3 separate regions of the Mus musculus genome follow, and regions 1 and 3 are each linked to region 2. Evidence: chromatin loops called from intact Hi-C (ENCODE). Cell type or tissue: heart. All regions are shown on one strand.

What was found. Hi-C counts contacts between places; a loop is a spot of excess contacts. Peaks named below come from ENCODE experiments on the same cell type or tissue, not always from the same donor. Only the 100,000 strongest peaks of a DNase experiment are listed, where the experiment ranks them.
Region 1: a loop joins it to region 2, with 3 times the contacts of the local background. A loop is called at or near these places in 11 of 42 quality-filtered maps.
Region 3: it touches region 2 in a loop (2.2-fold over the local background); 11 of 42 quality-filtered maps call a loop at or near these places.

Annotation. Positions count from the first base shown.
Region 1 is chr17:35,086,764-35,091,763 of GRCm38, forward strand. It overlaps Abhd16a (abhydrolase domain containing 16A), which reads left to right and starts at 2,528. Exons shown (of 20, transcript NM_178592.3): 1 at 2,528-2,693; 2 at 3,606-3,662; 3 at 4,259-4,325; 4 at 4,808-4,894. The coding sequence starts at 2,562. In heart, CTCF peaks have their summits at 1,633 (motif pointing left), 2,258 (motif pointing left) and 2,458; DNase peaks (open chromatin) are centred at 2,488, 3,598 and 4,008; H3K4me3 peaks cover 1,651 bases; H3K27ac peaks cover 1,608 bases.
Region 2 is chr17:35,019,465-35,024,464 of GRCm38, forward strand. Vwa7 (von Willebrand factor A domain containing 7) reads left to right here. Exons shown (of 17, transcript NM_138582.1): 6 at 198-393; 7 at 507-676; 8 at 1,684-1,796; 9 at 2,047-2,163; 10 at 3,184-3,369; 11 at 3,901-4,033; 12 at 4,148-4,300; 13 at 4,386-4,478; 14 at 4,706-5,000. Among named protein-coding and RNA genes, the nearest start is that of Vwa7, 5.4 kb to the left of the region's middle. In heart, a CTCF peak has its summit at 2,927; DNase peaks (open chromatin) are centred at 1,867, 2,877, 3,977, 4,447 and 3 weaker places; H3K4me3 peaks cover 1,633 bases; H3K27ac peaks cover 3,600 bases; H3K27me3 peaks cover 468 bases.
Region 3 is chr17:35,119,729-35,124,728 of GRCm38, forward strand. It overlaps Csnk2b (casein kinase 2, beta polypeptide), which reads right to left and starts at 1,564. Exons shown (of 7, transcript NM_009975.3): 1 at 1,394-1,564; 2 at 717-799; 3 at 26-128. The coding sequence starts at 788. Gpank1 (G patch domain and ankyrin repeats 1) reads left to right here and starts at 3,224. Exons shown (of 2, transcript NM_032460.2): 1 at 3,224-3,931; 2 at 4,492-5,000. The coding sequence starts at 3,258. The coding sequence ends at 4,936. Gm20522 (predicted gene 20522) reads right to left here. Exons shown (of 3, transcript NR_168268.1): 3 at 3,007-3,510. In heart, CTCF peaks have their summits at 532, 1,734 and 2,537; DNase peaks (open chromatin) are centred at 1,683, 2,443, 3,744 and 4,742; H3K4me3 peaks cover 3,380 bases; H3K27ac peaks cover 2,222 bases.

The DNA.
Region 1 (5,000 bases), 67 kb after region 2:
CAGAAAGACACCGAGGGAAGAGCAAATCTTAATCCAGAAAATGCCTCCGTAGGATCAGCCTGTGGCAAGTCTGCAGGGAATTTTCTTGGTTGGTGATGCAGGAGGGTTCGGCTCACTGTGGATGGTGGCACCCCTGGGCACATCGTCCTGAATGGTATAAGAAAGCACAGAGTGCTTACTCAAGCCCCTGAGCAGCACTCCTCCATGGTCTCTGCATCAGCTCCTGCCTCCAGGATCCTGCCTTACCTGCGCTCCTGCCTTGACTCCCTTCAGTGACAGACTGTGATGTGGCGGTGGAAGATGGAGTTAAGCTTTTCCTCGAGTTGCTTCACGTCATGGTGTTTCATCACGGCAATAGAAACCCTCACTAAGGCAGGTGAGGTGCATGCACCTTTAATCCCAGCCCTCGAGAGGCACAGGCAGGCGGACCTCTATGAGTTTGAGGCCAGCCTGGTGGCACCCCTGGGCACATCTATGTATAGTGAGTTCCAGGACAGCCGGGGCTACAAAGTGAGATTCCATCTTGGAAAACAAACAAACAAAAACCAAGAGTCCTAATAAAGTGTCTAAGTTCGGGTTAATATTGCTTTGATGAAACACCATGACCAAAGCAACTTGGGGAGGAAATAGTTTATTGGGCTTACACTTTCATATCATGGATCACCAGTAAACACAAGATGGGAGCTCACACAGATCAGGAACCTGGAGGCAGAAGCTGCTACAGAGGCCATGGAAGGGTGCTGCTTAATGGCTTGCCCCTTTTCATTGTAGGTCTGCATTAAGAGTGACCACTGACGGGCTGGAGAGATGGCTCAGCGGTTAAGAGCACTGACTGCTCTTCCGAAGGTCCTGAGTTCAAATCCCAGCAACCACATGGTGGCTCACAACCATCCGTAATGAGATCTGGCGCCCTCCTCTGGTGTGTCTGAAGACAGCTACAGTGTACTTACATGTAATAAATAAATAAATAATTAATTAAAAAAAAAAGAGTGACCACTGACAAGCACATGACAGAATCAATACGAGGCTGCCTTAAAATCTCCTCTGCCAATGGCATTAATCCAAAACTCTCAGACATGCAGGCTGTGTACATATATGGATACACACACAAATGTAACTTTACAAAAGGGGAAGGGATTCGGTGTGGTAGTGATGCATGCCTTTACTCCTAGCACTTTAAGATTTATTTCTACATATATAAGTACTCCATCTGCTTGTATATCTGCATGCCAGAAGAGGGGATCAGATCGTAAGCCACCATGTGGTTGCTGAGAATTGTATGTAGGACATCTCGAAAAGCAGCCAGAGCCCTTTACCACCAATCCTAGCACTTTGAACAAGGTTTCTCTATATAGCCCTGAGTGGCCTGGAACTCACTACATACGTAGACTAGGGTGGCCTGGAACTCAAGAGGCCAATCTGTCAACACACCCATCTCTCTCTGTCTCTCAAGTGCTGGGATTAAAAGCATGTGGCACTACATCGGGCAGATTACTTCTTTCAAAAACTTAAAAAAAAAAAAAAAAGATTCTTGGGTTAGAGAGATGGCTCAGTGGTTAAGAGCACTGACTGCTCTTCCAGAGATCCTAAGTTCAAGTCCCAGCAGCAACCACATGGTGGCTCACAACCATCTGTAATGAGATCAGACGCCCTCTTCTGGTGTGTCTGAAAACAGCTACAGTGTATTCATATACATAAAATAAAAAAAAATTTAAATAGAATTCTTCAGAAGAATCCTGCTATTTCTTCTAATGGATACATCCCTAGATCTGTGTGTGTGTGTGTGTGTGTGTGTGTGTGTGTAACCCAGGGCTTTCAGCATGTTAAGCAAAGTTTTCTATACTTGAGCTACAAATCCAGACACTAGCCTCTTTTCTTGAAGTTCTTGTCAAATGCTCCTACTCTCACCCAGTGATCGTTCCAGAACATGCTGACATTAAGGGATAGGGTTTAAAAAAAAAAAAAAAGTGAAGCCAGGCGTGGTAGTGCACGCCTTTAATCCCAGCACTGGGGAGGCAGAGGCAGGTAGATTTCTGAGTTCGAGGCCAGCCTGGTCTACAGAGTGAGTTCCAGGACAGCCAGGGCTACACAGAGAAACCCTGTCTCGAAAAACCAAAAAAAAAATGTGGGGGCTGGAGAAATGCTCAGCGGTTAAGAGCATTGACTGCGCTTCCGAAGATCATGAGTTCAAATCCCAGCAACCACATGGTGGTTCACAACCATCTGTAATGAGATCTGATGCCCTCTTCTGGTGTGTCTCTAGACAGTAACAGTGTACTCACATAATAAATAAAGAAATCTTTAAAAAAAAAAAAGTAACCACCTGGGGCATTCATTTTCTTAAGTTTCTCTATTCAGAACAGCTCTAACTAACTGTAGACCGTCGCCCACTGCGCTGAACACTCCTCTCGTGGCGAGAACGTCAGGCTGGACCCTGCCACGGGGCGAGCGGATACGTGCTGACGTCACGCACGCACACAGGCACGCACGCAGCGCCCAGGAGACTACGGGCGGGGCCGGCGGGGACCTGAGGCCGAGGGACAGCGGCCCGAGCCGGGGCTATGGCGAAGCTCCTGAGCTGCGTCCTCGGCCCCCGGCTCTACAAGATCTACCGGGAGAGGGACACGGACCGGGCCGCGTCCAGCGTCCCCGAGACTCCCACTGCCGTCCCCGCCGCCTCGTCCAGCTCCTGGGTGAGTCGGGTTCCCCCCGGCGGAGAGCATGGTATGGTCCAGACCGCGCTGCGCTGCGCTCGCCCGGCGCGCCCACTGTGGGAAACGGGGGAGCCCGCTTGTCAAGTGGCGGTCGCGCACGCAGTCCGCCTGCGGGCGCTTCCCGGCCCCCTCCCAGTCACGCAGGGCCCAGCCGCCGCCTCTCTTTACGGCTTTGGAGGAACTCTTCCTCACACCCACCACCACGCTTGCTTTTTTTTTTCCCCCTCCGCGTCCCCCGAATGGCTGGTCCCAGTTGAGTTTGGAGTCCCCTGCGCGCACTGGCTTTTGCCCACCTACTCCCAATTTCTCCCAGGATCTGTTGACTTTCTCTTTAACCTGACTTTTCAGTTTCAAAAATGACTTCATGTCATGTATTTACTTGTGCGCCTTGTGCCCCCAAACCTAGCCTGAAAACCAGGGTCTTGCATTCAGGGTGGTAGTTTGCTCTCCAAAATGTTTTTGTTTTTATTGGTTGCAAATTATGTTTAGGAGGCTTTCCGAAGTGCCCACACTTAGCGACATTTTTCCCGGAATCGACTTACATCAAATGCTATTCCTTCCCTCTTAGAATTGTCATGGAGTCTCTCATTTTCAATTTTACTCCTCTCCCCATAGTGACACAATCATATCTGTATGGAGTTTCAGGGGAAAAAAAGGACCGGTTTTCCAAATGCTGCTTTCACTTTTGCTTCCAAGCCTAGCACCCCGTGATTGCTTTCAGGGTGAGGGGTGAAATGTCAGGGGGGGGGAGTTGAAGCTTCAGCAGAAACAGGAGTATCCCAGGAGAAATGGCCACAGAGGCTAGAACCAGGTGACACAGGTTAGGGCTTCTGGAAGGGAGGAAGGGCCTGTCAGCTGGCAAGGTCCTTAACAGGCCATCTGTTTTGGCAGGATACGTATTATCAGCCTCGGGCCCTGGAGAAACATGCAGACAGCATCCTGGCACTGGTAAGTCAGTCCCAGCATCTGCCAGTCAAACCCAGCCCTGGAGAAGGCAACACCCCAGGAGGTGAGGGGTGCTCTGGGCCCTGTACAGCAGAGCTTGCACAGAGGACCAGCGTATCCCAAGTGCCTACCGTTGGCATTCTCCCTTAGGAAGTCCCCTTTGTGTACCATAAGCTTTTTCCAGAGCAGTTTGAGCCCTAAGGATAACAAATTTACCTTTGGGATCGGCTGCAGGTCTCTGAGTCTTGCAGTCCCTAGTGACCTATCCTCCCTGGCAACTAACTTCTGTGGCTGCAGAGACAGCTGTTCTCCCTGGCAGAGTTCCTATGGTGATGTTCTCACATCTCTTGGGGACAAAACCTGGGACTCTCTTGAGTGGGGCCAACTGGGAAGGCTTGATTAACTTGAGTAGACAGAGAGGCTGGTGTTTTCAACGCCATGAATCTGTGTCAGTCTCCGTTACTGTACTCTGACACACTATGAGGCAACAAATATTTGGGTCCCTACTGTGTGCACGGTGTCAGAGCCAGGCCCGGAGAGGGCAGAACAGCGTGTGTGTGCACAGGCGTATTGATCGCCTGTCTGTGTCTCTGCTGCAGGCTTCAGTCTTCTGGTCCATCTCTTATTACTCCTCTCCCTTCGCCTTCTTCTACTTATACAGGAAAGGTCAGTGTGGTTCCAAAGGTGGTGGTGGGGCGTGTGTGGGTGGGGACAAACCGGGCAGGTCATTGGCCAGTGAATCTACTCCCCGAAGAGAAAGGGGGTGATCCTGTGAGAACGGCATATTTGACTTCCCTCTTCTACCAGGAGTCTTGCCCTATAAGCTGGTGGTTCTCAACCTTCCCAGTGCTGCGACCCTTTAACACAGTTCCACATGTCGTGGTGACACCCCCCCCCCCCCCGCAAAACCATAACATCATGTCGTTGCTACTGGATAACTGTGATTTTGCTACTGTTATGGTTCATGATATAAATATTTTTTGGAGATACAGGTTTGCCAAAGGGTTCCCAATGCACAGGTTGAGAATTGCTGGTCTGATAGAATGGCTAACCCAAAGACAGAGTGTGGGTAGAGGTTGTGGGCAAGCTGGGAGAACCACTCAGAGGTCCTGTGAGAGCGTCTCATAACTGTCCCTCTTCCCTCCCAGGTTACTTGAGTTTGTCCAAAGTGGTGCCATTTTCTCACTATGCCGGGACATTGCTGCTGCTACTTGCAGGGGTGGCCTGCCTCCGAGGTAGGTAGAGAGGAGCCTGGTTTGTATCTGTGACTGGATAAGCGTTAAGCACTTTTTGCAGACGTAGTTTGGGGCTGGGCCCTGTAGGGAGTAACTGAGGACAGTC
Region 2 (5,000 bases):
CTGTTGCCTGGGCAGTGTTGGGGAATGGATACAGAGAAAGACTCTGACCACTCTAGATGCACACAGAATGTCACTAAGTGCTGATGCTATCGTGCTGAGGGGTGGAAAAATCAAACCAGGTCAGAAAGGGTCCCCACAGTCTTTAGTAGGCACCGAGCCTTTGACTCTTACGTGCCAGATCTCTTCCCTTAATCTAGGGAAATGTAGCCATGGGGGCCATTTTGACCAGAGCAGCTCCCAGCCACCCCGGGGAGGCATCAACAAGGACAGCACATCCCCAAGTTTCTCCCCGCACCATAAGCTGCACCTCCAGGCTGCAGAAGTGGCACTCCTGGCCTCCATCGAGGCCTTCAGCCTCCTGCGAAGCCGCCTGGGCGACAAGGCTTTCTCCAGGTGGGTGGCCTCGTGGAGTCAGGTTCCCTGATGGGTCGGTGCTCCTGCCTGCGGGAACTGAGGCATTGGGGACGAATGCGGAAACTTCACTGCTCCTCTGACTTGAACCACAGGCTGCTGGACATCACCCCAGCTTCCAGCCTGAGCTTTGTCCTGGACACCACAGGCAGTATGGGCGAGGAAATCAACGCAGCCAAGATCCAGGCTCGCCGCATTGTGGAGCAGCGTCAAGGCAGCCCCATGGAGCCTGTTTTCTATATCCTAGTGCCCTTCCACGACCCAGGTAGCGGTGGTCTACAGGGATGATGGTGGGAAGGAGGGCCCAGGACAGAGGCTGGAGACCTCCCTCTGGTGAGGAGGTGGGCCTCAGGGCCATTCTACCTGTTGTCCTGAGTGAGCCTCTACTGGGTACCTGTGTCCATGTAGACAATAAGCTGCTTCTGCTATCTCTAAAATGGTAGGGGGCGGTTTCACAAGTCCAGTGCCTGCTTAGGCACCTGCCTCTGGCTTCCTTAGACTTCTGTGCTAATAGAATATGCCTTTTGGGTTCATTTTGTTTTAAACCATGGGTGGCTGTTTCGCTTTCATGTTGGTCTGCGTATGCACACGTATGAAGGACAGGAAAGGGTGTCAGATCCCCAGGAACCGGAGTTGGTGGTCCCGAGTCACCCAATATGGAGTGGAACTCAGGTCCTTGCCCCAGGGCAGCGACACTCTTACCTGCTGAGCCGGCTCCCCAGGCTGCTGCTGAGGTCAGAGATAAGATGAAGGTGTATGGGGAGGTTAGAGAGTACCACTCCTACATCTTCCCACTGAGCCCAAAGTCAGCTTACCTGGCCTGGCTCTACTGGTCTTACTGCACCCTTGGGCTGGCCATCTAATCCTTCTGTGCTATAGCCTCTATAAAACGGCCAGTGCGTGCATGCCTGGTTTAATCCTCCTGGATGGAGAACTCCTGCAGGGGGTAGTGTCTGATATTAAGTAGGGACTTAGTGTGTGCTTGTGGACACATGCGTCAATAACCTCATAGTACCGTGTCCGGGCGTTTACAAATGCAGGGCTCATTCAGTTCTCCCAAGGAGCCTCTCAGGTGAGTTCTATCCTTTTCTCTCATTACATTTTAAAGGTGAGGACTGGAGAAATGGTTCAGCAGCTAAGAGTACTTGCTACTCATGCAGAGGACCTGGGTTTTGGTGTTCCGTATTGGTATCCACCTCGGGGTAGAGGCTCACAGCTCCCTCATGGCCTCTATTCTCCTCATCCACCTGACCTTCCTTTCCTCTTGCCCAGGGTTTGGCCCCGTCTTTACAACCAGCGACCCGGACAGCTTTTGGCAGAAACTCAACGAGATCCATGCCTTGGGGGGTGGAGATGAGCCAGAGATGTGCCTGTCTGCCCTGGAGGTCTTGACTCTCCTTCCCTCTCCCGCCTCTCCCTTTCCCTCTTATCCTGCCCTTCCAGGCCCCGCCACCAGGGGGAGCCAAGAGCTAGCAAGGCTCCCTTCTCTTCCCCCAACCCCCTCACCATCCTCCCATCCTCTATCCTCGGTTCCATCAGCTTCCTTCCAGGGTCATGCTCCCTTGCGCTCTGCCCTCCCTGGCTCTACCCTGCTGCCCACCATTTTAAACATGAGCCTTTTTTTCTCCTGGCCAGCTAGCCCTGTTGCACACCCCTCCCCTCTCTGACATCTTTGTCTTCACTGATGCCTCACCCAAGGATGCTCTTCTTACCAACCGGGTGGAATCCCTGACTCGGGAGAGGCGCTGCAGGGTGAGCGCAGTGCTAGCAACCTGAGTATGGGAAAGAGAGCGGCCTCATGGGAGGTCACCCCCCTCCCCCGCCCCGCATCTTTAACAGAGTGGGAGGCCGTGCCCTTATTAAACGGATCCAATAAGCCATTCAGAGAACCCGTTGTGAGGGTCTCTGCAGTCACCAGGGTAGACAGAAACAAGTGAAGCAAGAAGGTTCAACATCTAGAATCTGACCCTGGGTGGTTTATTTTAGGCATTTTAAATATCCAGTGCAACTCTGGGGAAAGGTTTCCTGGTAACACTTGTCACAGTAAAGCTTTGCAAAGGACATGTGACTTCCTACTTAAGACTGGGAAACAATGCTCAAGATAAGGAAGGCCTAGGGAGGAAGAGTCTGAGATAAACCCCGAAGTCTGGAAGACTCGGTGAGGCCTGGCCCTACAGATAGCACAGAGCACAAGCTCTTAACTCCCACTTCCCCAGAGGATAGACATCTCTTCCGTTGAGGAGACAACCATTCATTCCCGGTATCTGCAGAGCTTATCTGTGAGCACAAGGACCTTTTCCCTCTGCATCAGGCAAACAAGGGCGGGCCTAGCTCTGTGGTGTCTAAATCTGATGCACTGGGTCTAATCCTTAGTACAACACACAAGAAGTAAATGCCAGTATGTATAAAGACAGAATTAAAACAAAGCCAGGAAATGAATCTCTGGGAAACTCCTTCCGAGGTGTGGTTAGAGCTCTCCCAAGGGCTGTTTCACTGGGAGGTCCCACCCACCACATCAGCATCAGCCAGGGGGCAGACAGCTCTAGAAAAAGTGGGGCAGAAGGACCTTCATTAACAATGCAGGCTGATTGGGAGGCAGAGGCAGTCAGATTTCTGAGTTCGAGGCCAGCCTGGTCTACAGAGTGAGTTCCAGGACAACCAGGGCTATACAGAGAAACCCTGTCTCGAAAAATCAAAAAAACAAAAAACAAAAAAACAATGCAGGCTGAGCTTCCTGGATACACCAAGCATTGGGTTGTCATTTGGCCACAGGTGACATTTCTAGTAACTGAAGACCCATCGAGGACTGGGGGTCGACGACGGCGAGAGGCCTTGTCTCCTCTGCGTTTTGAACCATATGAAGCAATAGCCCGGGCATCAGGGGGAGAGGTGATCTTCACCAAAGACCAGTACATCCAGGATGTGGCTGCCATTGTTGGGGAGAGCATGGCTGGTCTGGTGAGTGAGGGGAAGCTAGAGGGGGCCATGCCCTTAGCCAGAGCTGAGGTCTGAGGTGCTGTGTGCTTCTTCTCAAAGGAGGAGTTCTGACAGAAGTCAGGAAGGGACTCTTCTCTTCCCAGACATCCCTGGTTTCTTACCTTCCACCCTCTTTTCATGTCAATAACTGCACCCTGGCCTCTAGGGCTGCCATAGGAAATCAGTTGTTTGTTTGTTTGGTTGGTTTTTTAGTTTTGTTTTTGAGGCAGGGTCTCACTATGTAGTCCTGGCTAGCTTGGAATTCACTGTGTAGACCAGGCTGGCCTTGAACTCACAGAGATCTATCTATTCATCATCTTTGGAGGGGGAACAAGAAATGATGACGTCATTCTAAACCCCTCACCTCCAAGCACAGTCCCTGGTCCATGCAGGGCCCGCTGACATCCATCCTCCCTGTGGGAGGCAGTCTTCCCATGTCCCTCCTCTGCCTTTGCTTCCACCTCCCTCCATGCTTTCCCTCTTTCTCTCCTTTGGACCTGATCGTATCTCCAGGTGACTCTTCCCCTGGATCCCCCTGTCTTCACCCCTGGGGAGCCGTGTGTGTTTTCTGTGGACAGTCTGCTCTGGCAGGTCACAGTCCGGATGCACGGGGACATCAGTAGCTTCTGGATCAAGAGCCCTGCAGGTATTCTAATGTGGGGCTCAAGGCAGACAGAAGATTCAAGAGTGGAGAACAGGAGAAGGACTGTGCAGAGAGAAAAGAATTACTTCATGTGACAGTGTCTTGTTCCCATCCAAGGGGTGTCCCAGGGCCCAGAGGAGGGCATAGGTCCTCTGGGTCACACTCGTCGCTTTGGGCAATTCTGGACGGTGACCATGACTGACCCTCCTCGGACAGGGACTTGGGAGATCCAGGTAGCAGCTGCGGGAACCCCCCGGGTGAGAGTACAAGGTAAGGAGAAGGGTTCCTAGGCACAGCAGTGGTGAGCCGTGGTGGCCGTGGTCCTCACAAAGTCTAAGACTGCTTCCCCTCCCAGCCCAGACCTCTCTGGACTTCCTCTTTCATTTCGGTATCTCTGTGGAGGATGGACCCCACCCTGGCCTCTACCCCCTGACTCAGCCAGTTGCAGGTAGTACTATTCCCTGACCTCTGCCCCCTTGGTCTGCTGCAGTGTAACTGTGTGTAAATGAACACATGTGTGCCTTGTTTGATGAGTAAAGCATGCTAGGGAGAGTCCAGCTTCATGGGCCTCACGTGGTGCACTCCTATGACCCTGCCCAGCTGAGACCAGACATTCCTTTTACCCTGCACCTCCAACAGTTTCATGCAGACCAACTCCTTTCCCTCTCACCTCAGGTCTCCAGACCCAGCTGCTGGTAGAAGTGACAGGGCTCACCTCTAGACAGAAGCTTGTGGGTGGCCAGCCACAGTTTTCCCATGTTGTCCTTCGAAGGGTCCCAGAGGGCACTCAGCTGGGCCGGGTGTCCTTGGAGCCCGTGGGACCCCCCGTTCGAGGCCTCCTTGCTGCCTCTCTACCACCCACACTGCTGTCAGTCTCTTCTCCCTTCTCCCTGGAGCTGGTCGGCCAGGGTGGAGGGGGAGAGAGCCTGCGGAGGACTGCGCCCCAGCCTTGCAGTGTGGCCCCCGTGCT
Region 3 (5,000 bases), 100 kb after region 2:
AGCAACAACCCTAAGGGCACATTACCAGGTTCCAGGTCTAAGATCATGTCCAGAGCTTGTCGATAGTGAGGCACCTGCTCATTGAGTCCAGTAAGATTAAATTTGTCCTGGATGTAGTCTTCATCCACCTACGGGCACAGGGAAGCCAAGGGGTTGAAAATAATATAGGAAGGCCCATCTTCCACCTGGGCCCAAGAGATGTCTTATCCTCAGCCAAGTCACCTCTCGTGTCCTATTCCCAATTCTGCAGAGGTACTGAAGTCTCATAAAAACTGCAGGCCCTTTCTTTAAGGCTAACCATCTCCAGCAAAGACATAGACATTATTCAGCTTCGACACAAGCTTATTTTAGAAACCGCACTTGCCATCTTCTTGGGGATAGCAAACTCTCTGAGTTGAAGACTTGGGAATCATGAAGGCTAAACAGTTTAGTTTCTGAAAGGCATTTGTAATTTTCTACTGAAGCCACCGGGCTTTGCACATTACCCAACTTTAACATGAAATATTTTAATTATCCTAGTGGTCACCCAGAGGTACCTCTGTTAGCCATGCATATTGACAAAACCTTGAAATCCTAGCACTCAGGAGACTGAGGAAGTAGGACTGCCAGGAGTTCAAGGCCAGTCTAGGCTGCATAGTGAGTTCCGTCGAAATCTGCTCTCAAACAACATAAAATAAAACATCGAGGGCATGTGGAGTTGGCCGACCTAAACTCACCTCACAGAAGAATTCATTACCACGGAGCCCACAGAACCAGGAAATCCAGGACACCTCCTCAGAGCTACTCATCTTTATGTCCGCTGTGAAAGAAGAGCGTTAAGTAAGTGGAGACCAAGCTGTTTCTTGTCTCTTCCCTCCTCCCACACATTCTCCACAACAACGGAAGAATCTGAGTCCAGCCAGGCTTGAAGGATCCCGGCCTCTGAAGCATCTCCAAGCTTCTCTCCTTCACCTCAGCCCCCTTGCAGTGTGCTGGCAATAAGTTTCGCTACTTTCCAGAAAATGACAGGTCCTGATCTGTTAGTGTGACCCTCGTCCCTGGCGCTCCTCAAAGCCAGGCCCCTCTCCCCTCCATGTCAGCCGCGACAGGGCCCTCGGCTCCGGCTCCCCACCACCGCAGGTGCCTGCATGTTCCTGGCGCCTGTCCCAAGGCTTCCGAAGTTCATTTTCCCCAACAGAGCCGGCCTCTCCTGCACTCGCAGGGTTGGCGAAGGCACCACACTTCTGTGGGTCTCACGAGCGTCCCCAAAAGCCGCCTCCTCTCGCCCAGGGCCCCCGACCTCCTTCGGCTACCGACCCGGTCACTTCCTTCGTCGCCCCCACATCGAGGAGCTCCAACCAGAGTGCCGCGCCCAGGGACGGGCGACTCGACGCGGGGACAACCCCACACTCACCGGCCGGACGGGGACTGGGACTGGGGCGGGGAAGGGGAGCTGTGCTTCCAAGGAACCGCAGAGACCACTACAGCGCAAAAAGCCGACCCGGCCGCAGCAGACGAAGTAGGGAGGGGGGGGGCCACTGGAAACTGGTGAGGATTTGGGTGAGAAAAGGGCAACGCGCAGGCGCTAAGAACCGCCCCCTACCTCCGTGGACGCCGGGAGATGTAGTCCCGTCGGCAGAGAGAAACTGACGAAATGAGGGGAAGACAAACTACCAATCCCAAGAGGACCCGCGCATGACTCTCTAAGGGCCGCGAGGCCCTAGAGGAAGCCGCCTGGGGGCGGGGCGAACCGAGGCGCCACCGGAAGCGGAAGCGGAGCAGGGGGTCTTCCCGACCAGGAAGCCTGGGAAATATAGTCTTGTTAGGCTCGCTAAGCTGCCGGGTAGGTCCTCGGGCTGATTGTCATCCCTGCGGTGCTCCCTCAGCGTTCCGCTTTGCTTTTTTTTCTCCCTCTTCCCTGTGCCAGGCCAACCCACGGGATCCTGGTTCTCTCGCCAGGCCCGCGACAGAGTGCGCTCGGGCTCCGGCATGCGCAGAGTTGTGGTGAGGGACTTAGGTCGGGTGTGCTTGGGATGCGCTGAGCTGTGCACGCTGCGTGAGAACCTGGACCGCCCTGCGAGCTAACCTGAGGTGGGGCCAGCCATTCTGCCGCCGCTTGTCCCTTTGTACTTCTCCATCTCCTCAGAGCTGGGGTAGAGAGTTGTGCTGATGACCCTGACTGTTCTTCAAACCCTGCTCAGAGCAGTGGTGAGGGGTAACCGTGATGTTACTTCATCTCACAGCTCCTCGGCATCCCACAGGTCTCCCCACTGTGTCCTCAGAGTCTTTCTGAACGCGGAGGGTGGCGAAGGGCATTGTGGGGGCGTTATGTAAAAGCAGGACCCCAACCGACAGGCTCCCCCTTGGGTCCTCGCGCTACTGGGCACGCGATGCTTTACTACGAGGATGCTAGAAAAGGTTCTAGCGCGGGAAACTTGAACCTTATGGATGTTTTGTTGTTGTTGCTCCTGCGCATGCCTCGTTCTGCCCTGTGGCTATTTGATTGTATCCAATCTTACAGATTACAAGAGCGACATTTTGCGGTACAGAAGTGACAATGCAGCTTCCCCAGAAACCTCCCGGAGTAATGTCATGCCTGTTTTTAATCTGGGAAAAGGGGACCCCTAGATAAGATCGAGCAAGATTTAAAAGGTCGACCTGTGCGGGCCAGTGGTGGCGCACGCCTTTAATCCCAGCACTTGGGAGGCAGAAGCTGGCAGATTTCTGAGATCGAGGCCAGTCTGGTCTACAGAGTGAGTTCCAGGACAGCCAGGGCTATACAGAGAAACCCTGTCTCGAAAAAAAAAGGGGGGGGGGTGTCGACCTTATATTTCCTGTATGTGTTAGCGGAATGTTTTCAGAGAGAGCCTGGCATTTTTGTTTGTAGGAAGATGGGAGTTGAATACAGAACCCATTAACAACTGTCTTGTAGAATATTTTTTTCCTGTTACCCTTTTTCTTTTCTGTGTTATTGATAGAATCTAGAATTCTCAAATTTGAAACAAGCATTCTACACAGATTCATATCTACTATGCCCTCATGAAATTTTATTAACATCATGACAGGATCTGTTGTTCCTGGGGTCTGTTTTACCCATCCCATCGTGACAGGATCTGTTGTTATTCCTGGGGTCCCTTTTACCCATGAGGCCCGGGCTCCACAGAATCCTAACTATGAAGTCAGTTTTGGGATGGGAGGCCCATTTTAGTTCTAGGCTGCTTTCCCATCTCAGCGGGCCCCCAGAGGTGGTGCTGGTCATCTTCACAATAGCTACCTGAATGGTTGGATCGCTTGCTTGTCACATCCTTGCCTTGCCCAGTCTTCATTTTCTTGTTTCTCTCACAGGCATGTCTAGGCCATCCTTCATCGAATTTACCCCAGCGGCTGACTCCAGTGACCTCTGGAAGGATGGGCAGCAGCAACCACAGCAGGAGAAAGCAGAGCCTGTCCTGGACGGGGCTGCTGCCCGGGCTTTCTATGAGGCTCTAATCGCAGATGACAGTAGTTCCTCTAAGCCCCAGAGAGCTGAACCTATGAGGGAGAGGAAGAAGAAGAGAAGAAGAGTGACTAGGGAGCCTGCAGCAGCAGGAGTCCCCAGACAAGGAAGAGCACTTGAGGATGAAGACAGGATGGCCCAGTGGATCCTGCTGGCAGCCCAGAATGGGGATCTGACAGAACTCCGGAGGCTGCTAGAACCCCAAGAGGCAGGGGGAGCTGGAGGGAATATCAATGCTCGTGATGCCTTCTGGTGGACTCCCTTGATGTGTGCTGCCCGAGCAGGCCAGGGCGCCGCTGTGCGCTATCTCCTGGGCCGAGGAGCTGCCTGGGTTGGAGTCTGTGACCTGGGAGGCAGAGATGCTGCCCAGCTGGCTGAAGAAGCAGGCTTCCCTGAGGTAGCCCGTATGGTCAGAGAGAGTCATGGAGAGACAAGGAGCCCTGAGAACCAGAACCGGTGAGGAGGGAGCCTTCACTTACACCCATCTTTATTGTGTTCTTCCTTTCCTGGGCACCTCATACTAAGGGCCCACAGCAGCTAAAGGGGGCTATTCATCCTCTGGCATATTCAGTCATAGAGTAACAATGGGCGTGGTCTTTGTGCATTTGAATCTTGGTTCCATTTATTTGCAGTGCCAGCCTAAAGTCTGCAAATCTCAGTCCTTGTCTGAGAATTGGGGCTAAGACTTTTTCCTCAAAGGGGTGTTAAGATACAGTAGGTTAATGTGGAAAGAGATGGGGTAGGATGGGATGGTGCTTGTCACACAGTTTGCACTTTATAAATGCCAGCACTACTCATTATTCCTGAGAGCTTGAGGCCTACCTGACAGTATTCCAAATATTCCCTACTGGGAAGACCCTGGGGCCCCTTTCCAAGACAAGATACAACCAAAAGATGCTGCTGACATTGGGAGAAAGGCAAAAAGTACTTTGCTCTGCTCTGCCTGGTGCCTGAACAACTTGAGGCTCTGTTCATCTTTTTTTTTCCTCCCCTATAACATATTTCTTTCTCTGCAGATCTACCCCCTCCTCGTCCCAGTTCTGTGAGGACTGTGGTGCCCACTTTGAAGACTCCAACCACCACACATCTACTGCTCACCTGCTGTCACTGTCCAGGAGACCCCAGCCCTCCAACCTTCCCCTTGGGGTGCCCACTTCCAGTCCTGGCTTCAGGCTACTGCTGAGAGGTGGCTGGGAACCAGGAATGGGGCTAGGACCCCGGGGTGAAGGCCGTGCCAACCCTATCCCCACTATCCTCAAGAGGGACCAGGAAGGATTGGGTTATAGATCCCCACCCCAACCCCGAGTCACACACTTTGCAGCGCGGGATACCCGGGCTGTGTCTGGGAGAGAGAGAGTCCCTCGAGTTGCCACACTGAGTCAGAGGGAGAACAGAAGGCAAGAAGAAAAGGGCAGAGCCTGGGAGCGAGATCTAAGACTGTACATGAACCTCGAGTTCTGACTGATATGGACTGGCCCTGGTCTGTCACTCGCTGGACTTGGGCCTCTGACTTGGACACTTGGAC